Linked DNA regions of Homo sapiens: region 1 is linked to region 2. A link is a loop called in an ENCODE intact Hi-C map of the cell type or tissue named here. Cell type or tissue: mammary epithelial cell. All regions are shown on one strand. Each heading gives the region's core, and the rest is flanking DNA. Links, peaks and the distances in the headings are about the cores only.

The links. Peaks named below come from ENCODE experiments on the same cell type or tissue, not always from the same donor. Only the 100,000 strongest peaks of a DNase experiment are listed, where the experiment ranks them.
Region 1: it touches region 2 in a loop (8-fold over the local background); 9 of 110 quality-filtered maps call a loop at or near these places.

The regions. Positions count from the first base shown.
Region 1 is chr7:127,446,047-127,448,955 of GRCh38, reverse strand. No RefSeq gene overlaps it. Among named protein-coding and RNA genes, the nearest start is that of LINC03012, 29 kb to the left of the region's middle. In mammary epithelial cell, for the core only: a CTCF peak has its summit at 1,387 (motif pointing right); no DNase peak of the experiment used is centred there.
Region 2 is chr7:127,252,499-127,255,407 of GRCh38, reverse strand. GRM8 (glutamate metabotropic receptor 8) reads left to right here and starts at 2,467. Exons shown (of 11, transcript NM_000845.3): 1 at 2,467-2,611. RefSeq lists a silencer at 1,200-1,259 and an enhancer at 1,380-1,629. In mammary epithelial cell, for the core only: a CTCF peak has its summit at 1,321 (motif pointing right); a DNase peak (open chromatin) is centred at 1,557; H3K4me3 peaks cover 1,419 bases; H3K27me3 peaks cover 107 bases.

The DNA of each region.
Region 1 (2,909 bases), core at 182-2,681, 190 kb before region 2:
TGTTGGCTTTGTAGAACAAGGTAGGGAGGAGTCCCTCCTCCTCGATTTTTTGGAACAATTTTGGTAATTGGTACGAGCTCCTCTTTGTATGTCTGGTAGAATTCAGCTGTGAATCCATGTGGTTCAGGGCTTTTTTTGGTTGGTAGGTTTTTTATTACTGATTCAATTATGGAACTCAATATTTGTCTATTCAGCATTTCAGTTTCTTCCTGATTCAGTCTTGGGAGATTGTATGTTTTCAGGAATTTACCCATTTCCCCTAGATTTTCTAGTTTGTGTTCATAGAGGTGTTCATAATAGCCTCTGAGGATCTTTTGTATTTCTGTGGGATTGGTTGTAATACCACCTTTGTCATTTCTGATTGTGTTTATTTGGACATTCGCTCTTTTTTCTTTGTTAATCTAGTTAGTGATCTATTGATCTTGTTTATCCTTTCACAGAACAAACTTTTGGTTTTGTTGATTCTTTGTATGGATCTTTGGGTCTCAACTTCATTCAGTTCTACTCTAATTTTAGTTATTTCTATTTTTCTTTTTCTTTCTTTCCTTTTTTTTTGAGACAGAATGCTTTGTTGCTCAGTCTGGAATGCAGTGGCACATATTTCCTTAAATATGTTTTCCAGGTTGTTTACTTTTTTTCCTTCTCTCTCAGGAATGCCAATAGTTGATAGGCTTGGGTGCTTTACATAATCCCATATTTCTCAAAGACTTTGTTCATTTTTTAAAATTCTTTTTTATTTTTGTCTGCCTGGGTTCATTCAAAGGACCAATCTTCAAGCTCTGAAATTTTTTCCCCTGCTTGATCCAGTGTATTGGTAAAGCTTTCAATTGTATTTTGAAATTTCTTAAGTGTGTATTTCATTTCCAGAAGCTCTGATTGATTTCTTTTTAAGATGTTTATCTCTTTCTTCATTGTTTGGATTCCTTTAGAAGTTTCTTTGGGTTGATTTTCAACTGTGTCTTGGATCTCATTAAGCTTCTTTGTAATCCATACTTTGATTTCTCTGTCATTTCTGAGTTTCCATTTTGATTAAAGACAGTTGCTGGAGAGCTAGTGTGACCCTTTGGTGGTGTCACTACAATCAGATTTTTCATGGTGCAAGAATTCTTGTGCTGGTTCCTTCTCATCTGGAGATACTGTCACATCTAATTTTTGTAATTATTTCCATGTGAGTAGGGTTTTTTTCTTTTATTTCTTCCCCTATAATAATATTATTATTTTTTCTTTCATTTCCCTTCCCTCCACCCCAGGAGTGTGACTGTAGAGAATGTTGGGTAGGGTCTTTTGGCTTTGCTTCTATAGCCCTATGCACTTCTTTCAGCAGGTTTTATATTGGGCAGTGCAGTTTGACCTACAGGCCAGTAGATGGCAGTTATAAGTAACAGCTGCTATGGCCAGTGTGGCTGGGTATATATTTGATCCTTGTTTACTAGCAGAAGCTCTCTGTTGCCCTCTGTTGCCCGGGATGAGCAGTGGTCTGAGCTGCTTGCTCAGCCCTGGAGAGGCAGGGTCCATGAAGGGTGGGGCTGGACTCAGCAGGTCCACCTATAGATCTCCTGATGACAGGCACAAGCACCAACACCATGGGGGAATCCAGTAGGCAGCCACCAAGCACCAAGAGGTGTGCCTAGGCATGGAGCAGGGAAACCTCTTCAGTCCCAAGTTCTCTGCGTGGGGATGGGGGGAGTTTAAATTCCTAATCCAGGAGAGTGAGTGTTCCAGATGCCTGAAGATCTGCCTGGATATGGAGTAGAAAGGGTCCCCCCTGCACCAAGGTTTCTGCACAGGAGGGCTGGGGTGACTCAGGCTGCTGAACCAGGCAAGCAGGTGCTCTGAATGCCTGGAGACCTGCTCGGGCATGGAGTGGACAGTCACTCACTCTACCACTATCTATGTCCCGGAAGGGTGTGTGTGTGGCTCAGGCTGCTGAACCAGATGAGCAGGTGCTCTGAATGCCATAGATCTGCCTTGGCATGAAGCAGAGACAGCAGAGAGGCCCCCCTGAACTAGGATCTCTGCACTGGAACAGTGGGGCAGGTCAGGCTGCTCATCCATATGAGCAGGATCCAAATGCCTAGAGATCTGTCTGGGTGTGGAGTGGAGAAAGCTCTGCTGCACCATGATCTATGCCTGAGAAGCATGAGGTGGCTCAGGCTGCTGAACCAGGTGAATGGGTGCTCTGAATGGTAGGAAATCTGCCTTGGGGTGGAGCAGAGACGGCCCCACTGCACCACAGTCTTAGGGGAGCAGTCTAGTATACCCAGCAAGGCACATGAAGATCAGTTCGAGGTCATCAAGCTGGCCCTGGCTGCAAGACTGGTTGCTGAGGAGAAACTGCAGATGTAGCTGCTCTCCTCTGGTTCCAGGCTTGCAATATGGGAGAGCACAATTGCAGCACCTATTGCTGAGGTGTTTTTCACAGTTCTGGCTGTGGAGGCCCCTACCTTTCTCCAGAGCAGGCATTCCAATCTCTGGCTTGAGACTAAAATGCCTGCACAGTTACGCTGCTGAATTGCCTAAGAATGGTTGCCTTTGTATGCGCCTGGATTAAAAATGGCATCCTACTCTTGGTCCTAGGTCTGAGAAAATGTCTGCAGCTTTGCCCACTGTCTTTCCCTCACAGAGTCTCCAAGTCTCTCCCCAAGTTAGCTCCAGGGCTTGGGAGAAACAAAGTTTCTCCTCGACTGGGTTGCTTGGATCCCCAGTGGAAAGGTGAGTCACAGAGAAGGACTCTCTGCCTCCTCACACACTGGGGCTTCACTCACTTTTATCAGCCAGATGCCATTATAGGGGCTGTCCCCACATTATCCTTCACAGATTCTGAGGTGTCCTTCACAATTATGGTGGATTCCCATTTTCCTTCTTAAATTAAAGCTCACAGAGTTGATCTTTATGTACTATCTTGCTAT
Region 2 (2,909 bases), core at 265-2,764:
CCCAAGAGGCTCACTCGGCCTCCTTAGGCTTCCAAAGCCACAGCCAGCCTTATTGCCCTTATTATTAAAATGGGCCCACTAGAGCACCAGGCTGCTGCCCTCTTGGCTCATGCCAGGCAACGACCCAACTGGCCCTGCAGCTGGCCTCTAGCCTACCCTGAAGACGATGTGTGGTCAGCAGTTGTCGATGCCCAACGTATTTGCGGGCCTCCTCTGCCTTTCCCCTCCGTCGTGTCTCTTTTCCCCTCAAATTTATCAATGCACACGTAGTAAATGGTCTAAAACGGACTTATTCATACCTCTACGTTATCTGTGATATCATTGCTCAGACCGGGATCATGGGTCTGGAGTTTGGGGTGGAGTGGGCTTCCTGCTATAGAAATCAGGCCACTGCACTTACTTTACACTTCTGGGGGAGGAGGGATCTCTTCCAGTCCCTAAGAAAAGAAAATCTTTAAAGCGTCTTACACGCAGGCGTGCAACCAGGAAGTCCACCCAGCCCCATCTCCGCATAAATTAGGAGCTCTTCCCTCTTCCCACCTTCCTTGTCCCAAGTGGCACCGGACACTGATCACCCTCTTCAGAGCTGCACTAGACATTCACAGGGAATTGAGGTTCCCTATGCAGAAAGGTTTTCAGACAGAGGACCCAGCCCATTTTCTCTCTCCAAATCCTCCTCCCTCCCTCTTTTGTGGTTGCAGCTATAAAATAATGATTCAACAATCAAAGAGCCTCTCATGAGATGGGAGAAGGAAGGGAACGAAAGGGGAAGAGGTGCCCTGGGCTGAAAACCTGTAGATTTTTTCTAAGTGACAAAGGGCAAGGGTCCTTTTTTGAAATTAGGAGAGAGACAGCTGTTTCCTCAATCGAAACTTCGCACATTACAACCAGCCTTGGGAAAAGCCAACACCACCAGGGAGGAAGTGCTATGGGGTTTTGAAGCCAGACACTGATTTCTGGCTGTAATACTTTCCAGCCGTGTCTCTAAGCCTCGGCTTCTGCCTCCATCTGTAGAGTGGGCTTAATAATTTTGACCATCTCACAGAGTTGATGTGAAAATTAAAATAACCCGAACAGAACAGGCGATATATACAGGAATTAATGAAAGATTCCTGACATAATGCTTATAAGTTCATGATGCTTAGGAAGATAAAATTCATTGTAGAGATGCCGAACGGGGGTCTAGAGCTTGCCTTTTCGGGGTCTCTCCCGTCCTTCTCCATCCTCCTTATCTCCTGGGCTGCCCCCTCTCCCCCCGCGCCCCGCTCTCCCTGGCTCGCCCGGGCCTAGGGCGCCGCCTGCAGTTGCGCGCGGCCGCCTCTAGATGGAACTTTCTCACCAACGCAAGGCCCGGCCGGAGCAGCTACCCGGGAGCTGGGCGGCGAGGGGCTACTTTCTCTCATTCCGGCGGGTGCAGGATCGGGGGGCCTGGGCAGTAACTAGTGGGGAGGAGCGCTGGACTGTGCACGTCGAGCCCGGCAGGTTTCCGCATGCGGCATGCGAAGGGAATCCCGAGGTTTCCCTGCAGAACCCGAGCACGGCTCCCCCGGAGTTTCCTGCCCCGCGTCTGCGGCTCCTTGAATCATCTCAATAAAATGACCGTCCCGGTAGCCACCCATGCCCCTTCCTGCGCAGTGCCCGCAGCGGACCGCGCTGTGTGGTACCTCGAGCCCTGGGGACTCTGTTGCACGCGTCCCTCAGACCCTCGGGGGCGGGGAGTGGGGAGACAATCGCCAGAGCCGCGGGGCGGGACAAATGGCGGAACCGCCGCGCGGCGCCAGGCAAACTTTGCAAGGGAACCGCGCGGCTTGCCGGCTCTACTTTAAGCATTCCCGAAAAGAAAGCATGTGGCGGGACACTTGTCATCTACCATGTGTTATTCTCGGTGACGCTTTCTGGAGCTGTGTTCACCGGGGACCCGGGCTCGCGGGTGCTGCCCGCTGTGCTCGGGCGGGCGTCGCGCCTCCCCGCGCCGGTCCCGGGCTCGCCAGGCAGCCGGAGCCGCTGGGCTCCTCCACAACCATATTCCTTCTTCTACCGCTCCCGCTTCTTCCCACCCTCTCACTCTGTAGTTGGGTCCTCCCCTTTTTCTTGGGGGCGGGGAAGGGGGGATGATTTTTAAAAATCAGAACTATTGACATTTCTGGTCTCCTCGTCGCTTCAGGCTGAAGAGCGGAGGGGGATCCGCGGGCCGAGGGTCCCCCTCCCTGCCCGCGCCAGGGCCGCTGGGTGACACCGAAATCCAGAGGCTCCCGCCCCTCGGGGGTTCCTCCTCCCGCTTCCCGAGGTGACTGGTTGGCGCGAAGCGATTGGCGATCCCGGGCGCGATCCTGGCCGCGGCTCCCCGCGCCGCGCCGGGTGAATGGCCGCGGGCGGAGGATCGGGAGGCGCCGGGCGCAGACCAATCGCGGCCGCCGGTGGGAGTATTTGTTATTCACATGGAAGAGACTTGGCGCCTGCTAGGCCAGCTCAGCCCCCTCAGCCCAGAGATCAGCCACAAGTGCGGCCGCTGTGCTCGCCTCACGCGGCGGCGGCGGCGGCGGCGGCGGCGCTGACATGGAGCTGCGGGCCCCCGGCGGGCTTCCTCACCGCGCCCTCTGCGGGGAGCAGGGTAAGACTCGCCGCCCGGCAGCAGAAAGCGGCTCCGAGGAAAGCAAGTGCCGAACCACGGGACAAAAAGCCCCTGGCCCCCAAACTTCCCCAAAACGCCCTGCTTGTTGGAAAAGGAGAATCCCCCCGTTTTATTCCCCTTTCCGTTTTCTTCTCTAAAACCTTTCAGCGGACAGCCAGGTGCACCATTCCTTCTCATATCACTCTAGTGATTTGTTTTTCCTGAGCACAAGTAGATGGCCCTGCATGTCCGTAGTCTGTGAGAGAAATAGCGGGCGGAGGTGACGGGAATGGGGGGA